2 separate regions of the Homo sapiens genome follow, and region 1 is linked to region 2. Evidence: chromatin contacts called from ENCODE Hi-C or POLR2A ChIA-PET data. All regions are on one chromosome and are shown on one strand. Each heading gives the region's core, a stretch centred on a gene start or an enhancer-like site at or near the end of the contact. The rest is flanking DNA. Distances are from core to core; before and after follow the strand shown.

Evidence for each region. A loop is a pair of places that touch in the nucleus more often than their neighbours do. ChIA-PET counts read pairs that join two places held with the same protein, here RNA polymerase II (POLR2A). Pooled maps may share reads with other maps.
Region 1: a loop to region 2 is called in a pooled map, with 6 times the contacts of the local background. The contact joins two enhancer-like sites. A Hi-C loop is called at or near these places in 2 of 50 pooled maps. POLR2A ChIA-PET finds 5 or more read pairs at or near these places in 2 of 52 experiments (activated CD8-positive, alpha-beta memory T cell and activated T-cell).

What each region holds. Positions count from the first base shown.
Region 1 is chr13:30,845,517-30,851,137 of GRCh38, reverse strand. No RefSeq gene overlaps it. Among named protein-coding and RNA genes, the nearest start is that of LINC00545, 34 kb to the left of the region's middle. RefSeq lists enhancers at 2,986-3,075, 3,186-3,245. Within about 2 kb of position 3,062, at least 5 of the 41 ENCODE cell types and tissues checked have a DNase peak (open chromatin) inside an H3K27ac peak, as active enhancers do.
Region 2 is chr13:30,144,479-30,150,307 of GRCh38, reverse strand. No RefSeq gene overlaps it. Among named protein-coding and RNA genes, the nearest start is that of LINC00384, 5.7 kb to the left of the region's middle. RefSeq lists an enhancer at 3,854-4,283. Within about 2 kb of position 3,452, at least 3 of the 41 ENCODE cell types and tissues checked have a DNase peak (open chromatin) inside an H3K27ac peak, as active enhancers do.

The DNA.
Region 1 (5,621 bases), core at 1,813-4,312, 700 kb before region 2:
CTTTTATATACCAGGCACTCTTCTTGTAGCTGAGGATCTACAGCACTGAACAAAGAGACAAGGCTGTGTGACCTCATCAAGCTTGCTTTCTGAGAGCCTCTGCACAGCAAAAGAAACTATTGACAGAGCAAACAGACAAACTGCAGAATGGGAGAAAATATTTCTAAACTATGCATCCAGCAAAGGATTAGTACCCAGAAACTATAAGAAACTTAAACAAACCAATAAGCTAACTTGGTTATAAAGTGGGCAAAGTACATGAAAAGACAATTCTCAAAAGAAGACATACATGCAACCAACAAACACATGAAAAAATGCTCAACATCACTAATCATCAGAGAGATGATTAGACACAAAACCACAATGAGATACCACCTCGCACCAGTCAGAATGGCTATTGCTAAAAAGTAAAAAAATAACAGATGTTGGTGAGGTTGTTAAGGGAATAACTCATACACTGTTGGTGGGAATGTAACTTATTTCAGCCCCTGTGGAAAGCAGTTTGGACATTCCTCAAAGAATTAAAAATAGAACTATCATTCAACCTGGCAATCCCATGACTGGGTATATACCCAAAAGAAAATACATCCTTCTCCCAAAAAGACATTTGCACTCATATGTTCATCCTACTACTGTTCACAATAGCAAAAACATGGAATCAACTCAGGTGCCCATCACTGGTAGACTGGATAAAGAAAATGTGGTACATATACACCATGGAATACTACACAGCCATAAAAAAGGATGAAACCATGTCCTTTGCAGCGACATGGCATGGATGCAGCTGGAGACCATTATCCTAAGCAAATTAGTGCAGAAACAGGAAACCAAATACCACATGTTTTCACTTATAAGTGGGAGCTAAACATTGAGTACACAGGACACAAAGATGGGAACAATAAACATGGGGGATCCCAAAAGGTGGGAAAGAGTGGGTCAAGGGTTGAAAAGCTACCTATCGGGTACTATGTTCACTACTTGGGTGACAGGATCATTAGAAGCCCAAACCTCAGCATCATGCAATACACCCGTGTAAGAAACCTGTACAGGTACCCCCTGAATCTAACACTTAAAAAAATTAAAGACAAATATATAAAAATAAATTCACCTTTTGAAAAAAGGCTTACTTTCTAGCTGGGAAAGATTGACAAAAACCAAAATAAGTATGATATGTATGATGTTAGAAAGTTGTAGTCTATGAACAAAAGCAAAGAGAATGGAAACCAATAGTGTTGCTGGGGGTGGGTTATGCAATTTTAAGAACAGATGTCAGGCAACCTTTTGCCGAGAGGGTGACATTGGAGTCAATACCTAAAGGAAGTGAGGGAGTGAGCTAATCACGTGTCTGGAGATAGAATTTCCCAGACAGAGAGAAACAGGACGTTCAAAGGCCCTCAGGTAGAACCTACTTGGTGCGTTGAGGCACAACAAGGAGGCCAATGAAGGTGGGCAGGTTTAGCAAGGGGATAACAGAGGAGATAAGGTGGAGGTGGAGTGCAGATAATGTGGCATCTGGCTATTCAATACTAGGGTCTTGGACCAGCAGCAGCAGCTGAGTGCTTGATAGAAATGCAGAATCTTGGGTTCTACCCCAGACCCACTGAGTCAGAGCTGCACTTTCACAACATCTTCAGTAGCTCATGTGCACATTACAGTTTGTAAAGTGCTGCTGTCGGGCTTGAGCATCCCATTGTTGGGCCTCAGCTATTAACTTTGTGCAATAATATTGGATATCTTCAGAGGGTTCCAAACATTGGAAGAGTGTAATCTGACTTATATTTTAACAGGATCGCCCTGGCCAAAGGGGACAAGAGTGGAAACCCAGAGCCAGTTGGAAGTTTCAGTTCCCTGGTAAGAGGCGATGAGGACTGAGGTTAAGAGGTGGTGGTGAGAAGTGACCAGGTTTGGATACATGGAAGGTAGAGCTGACAGGACTTGCTGATGGACTGGATGTGGGATGTGAGAAAAAGGGAAGATTTGAGGATGACTCCTAGGTTTCAGGCCTAGCTACATTAATTAAGCATTTACTATGTGCCAGACACACTACCTTTTCCTCCATCGCCTCATTTAATCCTTACAATGACCCTCTGAGAATCACTATTATTAATCCCAGAAAGGCTAAGTCACAGAGCTAGTCCATGAAGAAGCCAATTTATGAACCCAGGTGTGCTGCTTCCAAAATCCAAGCTACCCCACTGCTCGAGGCTCACTTCCCTTCCAGCACCCTTAGCTAGACACACTCTGAAATGAAGAGTGAGCAGTAGAGCTGACCATGGCTCCACAGTATACCACCTGTGTGACCCCAGGTAAGCTACTCAACCTCTGGGAGCCTCAGTTCCTCATTTGTAAACTGGGTCTATTAATGCTCCATAGGATTTTTGCAGGATGAGGCAAGATACTGAATGCGAAGCAGTAGGCTGAGGCTGTTGTCTGTTTCCAAACTGCCCTAGGGCTTTTTGCCCACTGCATTATATATATATTTTTTTCTTTCTTTCTTTTAATATCTAACACACATACATGTGTGCACAAAGAACTCAAACCAGATCATGGTCTGATATATCAAAAGAGAAAGGACAAAATGACAGAAATGAAGCCACAGAAATGGGACAAGTGACTAAGAAGCAGAGAAGGCAACCCTGAGCAAAAGAGCAAGGAGGAAACGAAGGATGGGGATGCAGCCAGTGGGAAGGTGAGGAGAAGGACCACAGAACCCATGGAGAAGACTGCATCGAGAGCAGATACCTACCAGTGAAACGTTAGCATTTCCAGCCTTAACAAGGCCTTTCTCATTTTGTATGGCTTTTTCTTCCTGTCCTAAAAGTCCTCGTAGAACAGGAATACTTCTTCTCTATGCATTTTGCAACTCTGACCTCCTAGTTATTACGTAGAGAAGGGCTATAATGCGGTTTGACAGGGCTTTTGTTTTGATTTTTTTCGTTGTTTTTTTTTTCCTCCCAGCAGAGATTTAAAATGACGACATCTACCCAAATACTCAGTCTCCTACTTGTCTCCATCAAGACCCATTTGCTGGCAGCTTTGAGACTGAAACTCTCAAGGGAGAGGGTGAATCATCCCTTCACACGGGGCTTGTCTTCCTCTCACAATCATGAATTCCCACAGAGATGCCGGGAACTTGTGGCTAAGGGCAGACGCTGAGGCTAAAATTGAACATGGGTGCAATGGAGCTGTGCTTAAAAGAGACATAAGGAAATAAGGAGTCGTACGTGTCCTGCTCTGTGGTTAACAAGTTGACTACACTCTCTGCTGATGGAGGGATGGCGACTTCAGGCAGGAAGGGTGAGGGAAGGACTCGGCTCTGGGCTGCCCCACTGTCCACCCATCAACATTGCTGTCTGGATGAATGGGGGATAGATCCCCTGGGGTGGAGGCTGGCTGCTGGGAATTATCCACTTTGGCTTCAAAATGAATTCACTGGGAAGATAGCCATTAGTGCAAAGTATGCTTTTCTCTCAGGAAAATCACCCTACAGATCATCATCATTTTAAGTTTTTCCTTTCCAGTGACCCCTTCTAGGAGTTTTCATTCTTCAAACAAATCATCAATTTGCTGGGAACATAATCATAACAAAAGCTAAAAGTTTCTCTTTTTTTTTTTTTTTGGTTCTTTCCTTCGAACCAGCAATCATCTTATGTGAATGCCCCACTGCCTAAGATCCAAATGAAGTAGAAGCTTGTCTCCTTTTAAAACGGCCGTTAGTGTTCATGGCCAGGTGTCTCTCTCACCTAAGCACAAGTTCTCCCTGTTCCATGGACTGGCAGCTGCTTTATAATATATACTAGTTATATTTTAATGCAATAGCTGGATTCTTATGTCAAGACCTGTGGAAGGTTTAAGGTTTTACCCCAGCTGTGAGCTAACAAGTGTCATGGATTCTGACAGAAGACATGACACTCCTGGATCAGAGACGAAAGATGTTATTATTCACAGCACACTCACTTACTTCAGAGAGTGCTAGCATCTTTGCAGCAGGCGTCCTGCCCCGAGTCCCATGGCGCAACAGGCCCAGATGAGGGCTACACACTCAGTGGGATGCACCTCAGCAGAGGAATCCAGGGTCAAGGGCCCAGCACTTTTTGAGTGCGCAGCAAACATTGCGGCAAGCAGCAGACCAGCCCTTCCCCGTCCTCCTGCAGAGTGAGCAGCTACTTAGTAGTCATGCTGTGAGCACCTGACCTACTTAGGTATCTGTGTGACTAGTTTGGAAACTGCTCAGTATCAGGAGATAGGTAAGCCCTGCAATCTGGCAGCAAGAGTGCACAGCTGAGACCAACATCTTCATCCATCCAGGTGGTCCTTTCCCTAGTCATTCAACTGCATGAGAACTTTTTTTGGTAATGTCTGTGTTACTTTGTAGACAACTAAAAATCCGGCCTGATAACCATATGTCCCAGGCAACCCATGCCTCTAATGAAAATACAATGTTTCTCAGAAGGGGAAATTAGAATTAAATATAAACTATAAACCTTCAGCTTTTTCTTCCTTCTCCCATGTTTGGTCTAAACTAAGTTCATTTAGAGTCATTGAGGCCAAGAAAGGTATTTGGTAGTGGTGTCAGGAGGTGGGAAAGAATGGATACATCCTATTGTTACATGTATCACTAAGAGCAGATGACTAACAAATGTGTTATGTGGTAAGTGTGTTGGAATAACTTTCAACATCATTTACAAATGCTTTTAAAAATGTCATTAAGGCCGGGCATAGTAGCTCATGCCTATAATCACAGCACTTTGGGAGGCTGAGGCAGGAGGGTCACTTGAGGCCAGGAGTTGAGACTAGCTGAGGCAACAAAATGAGACCCCGTCTTTACAAAAAATAAAATTTGCTGGGCGTAGTGGCGCATGCCTGTATTCCCAGCTACTCAGGAGGCTGAGGCAGAGGAATCGTTGGAGCCCAGGAGTTTGAGGTTGCAGTGAGCTATGATCACACCACTGCACTCCACCCTGGGCAACAGAGTGAGACCCTGTCTCCAAAACAAACAAAAAAAGTCATTAAACCTCTCAACATTGTTGGGGGCTTAGGCGCACAGTGTGGGCCTCTGTTACACAGTGTGGCAGGACATTATATCCTTTATTTTCTGATGCTTTGACCTCTAGAGTCATGCTGGTCAAATTCAGTTCCGCCAACTCCTGAAGATAGTAAACAACTCACGCAGGAGGATGCTTTTAAAATGTAAACAAACCAATCCAGAGTTCATACCCAAACCACTTCCTCTATTTGGCTTTCCTGCTCTGAGCCACTATCCACCTCCCCTAATGACCCTAGGGCCAGGGATCAGACGGCTAGGGACAGTCCCTACGCCCCAGAGCCCACTGAAAGGGTTCAAACTAGCCAATCCCAGCCCTGTCCACCCTGCCTCCCTCTTCCTCTGCCCCCAACCCAGTGCTTCCCCACGTGGCACCCCATGCAGGGTGTGCCTTCTTCTCTTAGGAACTGTGAGTAACAAACTATCTCTTCTTCTTCTTCTTCTTTTTTAATTTGTTTAGAGGCAGGATCTTGCCCTGTTGCCCAGGCTGGAGTGCAGTGTCACAACCATAGCTCACTGCATTCTTGAACTCCTGGGTAACAGTGATCCTCCCGCCTCAAGCCTCCTGAGTAGCTGG
Region 2 (5,829 bases), core at 2,203-4,702:
TGCTGGGTGCTGTCCCCATCTCCCTGTGCCTCCAGCCCAGCCACTGCTAGTTCATCTTTCCAGTGAAAATCCTGTAGGTTCTCTCAGTGTCTGGCCACTCAGCAGCCCCTCCAATCTCTCCAGGAGGCTACAGGCACAAGCTGGATTCTCCCATGCAATAGGCCTATGTGGTCTGTGCTGGATGGCAGCCCTTCAGCAGAAAGTTCTGGGATGGTCTATGGACTCCAGCTTAGGTGACCAGGCTCTATGAAAGAGAGGGTGTATTGTATTGACCCTTTGTGCCACACTGGGAATTGGAGAAGTCAAGATATTGTCCTAGTCCCTTAGAAAATAATTGGGGCCAAGACTTCCTGGCATCAGGCATTTGGAAATACTCCAGGGTACCATGACTGACACTTGACCCCCATTCGTTTTACCTCTGACCAACCCCCGTGCTGCTGGCAGAGAAGGGAAGCTGGCAGCTAAGATGTCCTAAGCCACTGGCAGCCCAAGTCCTTTGCCTCATGGCCAATCTGTGAGGCAGAAGCTGGGTTTCGTAGAGCCCCAGTTTCCCTGGAATATTCTCAGATCAAGAGGGATTAGAATGTATTCAGTTTGCAGATTTTGGATTCTCTGAGGTCTTTATATAAGTTCAGTGAGGGCTGAGATCTTTTAAACATTTATCAATGAAACCCAAGTTTTTACCAAGCCTCTACTATGCCCAGCCCATAGTAGAGGCTTGGTAAAAACTTGGTGAACTGAGTATCATTAATAGACTGGAGTGGCCCCCTCCCATGCCCTGCTGCAGGATGCTCTGTCAGAGGCTTCTTCTCAGGCATATGAGGCTCAGGGACACTCATCCCTGCCTGACCTCCTCGGTGGCTGACTCGTCATCCCAGATCCTGATCTTGCTGTCCCTGCCTGAGCATGCAGTGCTTCCTGAGGTTCCCCTAGTCTTCCCCATTTCTGCATCACCAGGGCTGAGCACAGCCCCTGGCACATAGTAGATGCTCAATAAATATAGGTTGGTTGATGGAAGGAGTCAAGCTCTCCTTGGCTCTATACCAAGAGCCAACCTGCATGGGCACAGGACGTAGCTCTTCACTTGGACCTGGGGGATGAAGGACTGTTGGATTCGATCTATTTTGTACAAATCTGGCTTCCCAGAATGTGAAACATGAGACTGGCTCCCTGGCTCACCATCCGCCTGCCTCTTCCCATTGCCAGGCTGAGAATCACCACTGGTGACAAATGCTGGACGGCCTGGCTGACAAGTGGTCCTGCGTGAGCAAGGCACTGGCAGCTCTGAGTGCCAAGCTTTGGCTTCCTGTGCATTTGGGGCTGCGCATTTGGAGAAGATCCACCACTTAACAGAGGGGAGCTGCTGGAGTGACAAGCAGCATCCTCACGCCAGGAGAGCTTCCTGCCCAGAACGTATGGTATATGTCCAAGGGCTCTCAAGGTACCCGAAGCCATGCCAGTTGCAATAATTAAGCAGTAAGACCCAAGCGAATAGGTTTGCTGTGGCTGCATGACAGCCAGATGCCTGGGGTGTGAACTGAGGCCCGCCTCACACTGAAAACTGTCTTGTTGCGACTATAAAATCGTCAGTGACAAATGGAAGGAATGATCGTGCTGGTGATTTGGTGCTAACGTGGCAGCTCACTCCAAGGACTTCCACACGTCATCTCCTCCACCCTGACAGCATCTCAGGAAGGCAGGAAGTTGGCCCGACCTCTGCCTTCCACTATCCAGATGGACACCCGCCACCTGGGGCCTGGGCCTAAGCCAAGTGCCTCCGCATAGGTGGACTTAATGTTCCTAATCCCCTGCCCAAAGCCCCATCTTTGCCCCATGCTTTTCAGGCTATGAGTACCAGGCCCTGGGTGAGTCATTCTCAGATGTCATCTATGTCAAGTCTCATAGCAGCTCTACTATGTAGGGTTCTATTAGCCCCATTCCACAGGTGAAAAAACTGAGGCTCAGAAGTGTCAAGTTATTTACCCAGGCCACAGAGCCAGTCAGTGCCAAGGAGGGAGTGCAGCCCAGCTCTGCTGATCTCTAAAGCTTGTGCTCTCAACTACCACAATTTCCTGCCTTTTTTAAACAAACAAAAGTGGGCGTTATAACTGGGTGTTGTATTTCCTGTAACAAAGTACCCAAACTATAACTGGGTGGCTTAAAACAACAGAAATTTATTATCTCACAGTTCTGGGGCTGAAAGTACCAAATCAAGGGGTTTGCAGGGCTGTGCTCTCTTGAGGGCTCTGGGGGAGAATCTGTTTGCTGCCCCTCTCTTGGCTGCTGGAGTGTCTGGCAATCTCTGGGGTTTCTTGGCTCACAGCTGGGCAACTCCAACCCCCCATCTTCACAAGGCATTTTCATGTGTGTGTTTTCACAAGGCCATCTTTTTATCAGGACATGAGTTGCCCTGGACTAAAAGCCCACCCTACTCCAGTATGACCATATTTTAATTTAACTCGTCATATCTGCAATGACCCTATTTCCAGATAAGGTCACACTCAGAGGTAGCGGGGATTAGGACTTCAACATATCCATTTTGGGAGGCACAGTGTACTCTCTAACAGATGTAATAATAGTTTAAAATCAAGATGGAACATAAAACAAAGGGGAAGTAACTTTGACTTACAGCTGGATGGATGTCACACAACCCCTAAGGGAAAGGCATGAGAGGTGGTTTCTTCCTTGGACTTTGCAAACACAAGTGCCAGCCCAAGGCTCCCCAGGGCCCTCTAGGGGAGTCCTGCTCAGAGCCAGGCCCTAGAAAGACTTCCTCAAGTGCCTCAAACCTCCCAGTTCTGCAACATCTGCTTGGGTTAAATTTGATGTATTGGCCATTAGCCGCCTCCCCAATGACCCCCTCCCCATGCCACCCCCTAAAAGTAACCCAAAACAAAACAACAACCTTATGATGGCCAGGATGGCTGTATAAACGAGTTTGAAGAGAAGAAAGAGGGTGACACACAGAGATTTCTCAAGAGCAGAAGGGAGGCAGAGACAGGCTGACTTATTGTTGGTGATAGAAATTCATCTTATTAAGGAGTAATGAACGGTTTTGCTTGGGAATTAATCACCAAAGCCTTCTCCCTGGAGTAAGAAGAAATAGAAAATGCCAGAATAAAGGCGTGCTGGAGAGGCTGTGATGGCAGCTCTAGCAGAGGCTCCTGATGGGGGCTGCACACTGAAATCATGTAGGGGGGATTTTAAAAAGACCCATGTTCAGCTACGCCCCAGACTGATGACAGCAGAATTTCTGGGGTGGGACTCAGGTATCTGTACTTTTCTAAAGCTTCCTAGGTGATGCCAATGTGAGGCCCGGGTTGAGAACCACTGAGCTAGAGGGTCGCATCTAGCTCCTTGACCTTCTCCACCGTGAGGCAGGGGCAGGTGGTAAGAGCAGCCCATCTGCCTGTCACCCTGCCGAGCCTTCCGTGTATTTCCTGCTCAGCTGGCATCAGCCAAGTGGACACTTCTTTCTGGGGTCTTTCATTTCTTAGCCCTGTTTCCTCTCCTCTGGTGTTGGGGTGAAATGAGAGATTCTGGAAACTTTGGTGAGATCATTTTGAGTGTCTCTTCTATATAGAAAGACCTATACCAACTGTAAAAACAAATTTTTTTTTGAGACAAGGTCTTGCTCTGTTACCCAGGCTGGAGTGCAGTGGCATGATCATAGCTCACTGCAACCTCAACCTTCCGGGCTCAAGTGATCCCTCCATCTCAGCCTCCTGAGTAAGTGGGACAGTGGGACTACAGGCTTGTGCCACCATGCCCAGCTTTTTTTTTTTTTTTTTTTTTTTTTTTTTTTTTTTTTTTTTTTAGACACGGGGTCTTGCTGTGTTGCAAAGCAGCTCTTGAACTCCTAGGCTCAAGTGATCTTCCTGTCTTGGCCTCCCAAAGTGTTGGGGTTGCAGGCATGAGCCACCATGCCCAGCCTAAAAACAGACTTCTACTGCAAATAAATTGGTACAGCAGCCTTTCCTGAGCCTTAAAGCATTCCAGTTCCCAGAGGGTAGGGGTTCAGCATGATATGAGACACAGTGAGGCCCAGGTGTGGGTGAGTGTCTGTTTCATTCCTTACTTGGTGATAAACACAGTTGAAAGCTTGATGGTTTCTGTTCATATCAAAATGTCCTCGGGTCAAAACAAGAGTAAAGCGAGTGTGTCGGAATGTCCCTGGTAACAAAATGACTGTGTCAAATTGACGAGAATCCTCTTGAGAGAGGCCTAGGGGACAACTGGAGGCCTGAGTCGGAAACAGCCTCTGCCAGGGGGCCGCTCAAATCCATATCCTTCTGCTGCTGCATAGACCAAGCTTGTTCCCTGCGATCTACCTGTTCTCGCTTGAGTCTATAGCCACATTGAGATAAATTGCACAATGGATGCTGATCGGGGGGATGTTTTGAGAGCTGGGTCCATGCCAACAACTCCAGAGTAAACTGAAGGCAGCCAGCTGGGTGGGCACAAGCCTTCGTAAACCAGATCAGCTGTGGCTGCAACAGAGTCTCTAGGGGTCATGAGCAGCCTCATTCATACCAAGGAAAACCTCGGGCCACATCTGGGCAGAGGTTCTCCCCAGACCCCCCACGGCCCCCGTAATGACAAATACTTTTTGTCATTTGTAACTTTCCTTTATTTTCCTGAAATAGATTTTTAAAAAATCCTTATATTACTCTAACATTAATATAAATAGAAACTATAAGGAAAGGAATTGATAATAATACATTCCACTTAAAAAAATATAAAGGCTCAGGCATGTCTAACCAGACAACCTAACAAGGAGCTCAGAAGCTTGGACATACGTGTAAAGTCACTATGAATGGGACCACAAATGCAGACTGAACTTTTCCAATCACAAGTCGGATGCCATGAGCGGAGCCGCTGTTGACATGTATTTCTGAAATTGTGAACAGCTCTTGGGAGGGTTCTGAAATAAACTTGGTAGTTGCACTTCTGAAAATTTCAGTTTATATTTAAACAGTTCAAAAATGCTTCGTGTTTTTATGTAAAATGCAGTTTGTTTCTAAGCTTAGATGATTGTAAACATCAATATCCCAAGGACTCGAGAAAACTCTTCATTGTGTGGGTGGTCCCTCACGTTTCAGGACGTCTAGTGTCCCTGGTGACATTCCTGCATTATGGCTTCTAGAAATGTCTCCTTCCCCAAATGGTAGTTCTGTCCCCGCTGGGAATCAACTTACATGGATGGTGAGTCTTTGCTTCCTAAACCTCAGTCTGGCGAAGAGCTTGGTGCTCGACCTTCATTTCACCTTCTTTTCTTCTTCCTCTTCTTCCTTTTCTCAGAGGGCACCAGCAGCTCTCTGGCTTTCTTGGGGGTGGTCAGCTCTTCACTCATGGTGGTCTCCTCACTTCCCTTCCCTGCTGCAGTGGAGAAGGCTACTTTCTCTTCCAATGACCACTGATTTTTATTTGATTACCAGAAGACAGCAGATCTTGTCTTGAAAATCTTGGACCAGTTCCCCAATGCTGTGCTAGACAACTTGTGAGTGGCACTCCCAGATGTCACAACCAACAATCTCCTGAACACCTTCTCCTTCCAACTCAGCAATTACTGTTAGTTCTACTATCCTTAGGTCTAGCAGTGTAGAAGTGTTCTTCCCCTAATTTCTCTGAAATAGACTAAATAGTGGACATGAAATTTCTGCGTGTATAAGAATGACCTAGAAAGTGTGCATGAATTTCAGATTCTCAGGGCTTGCCCCCAGAGATGTGAATCCAGTGAGTGTGGGAGCCTGCATTTTTAACAAGCAGCTCCAGCCTGCACTTTTTGAGACACTGTCTGGTTCTGCAGATGGGTGTGGAGGTGATAAG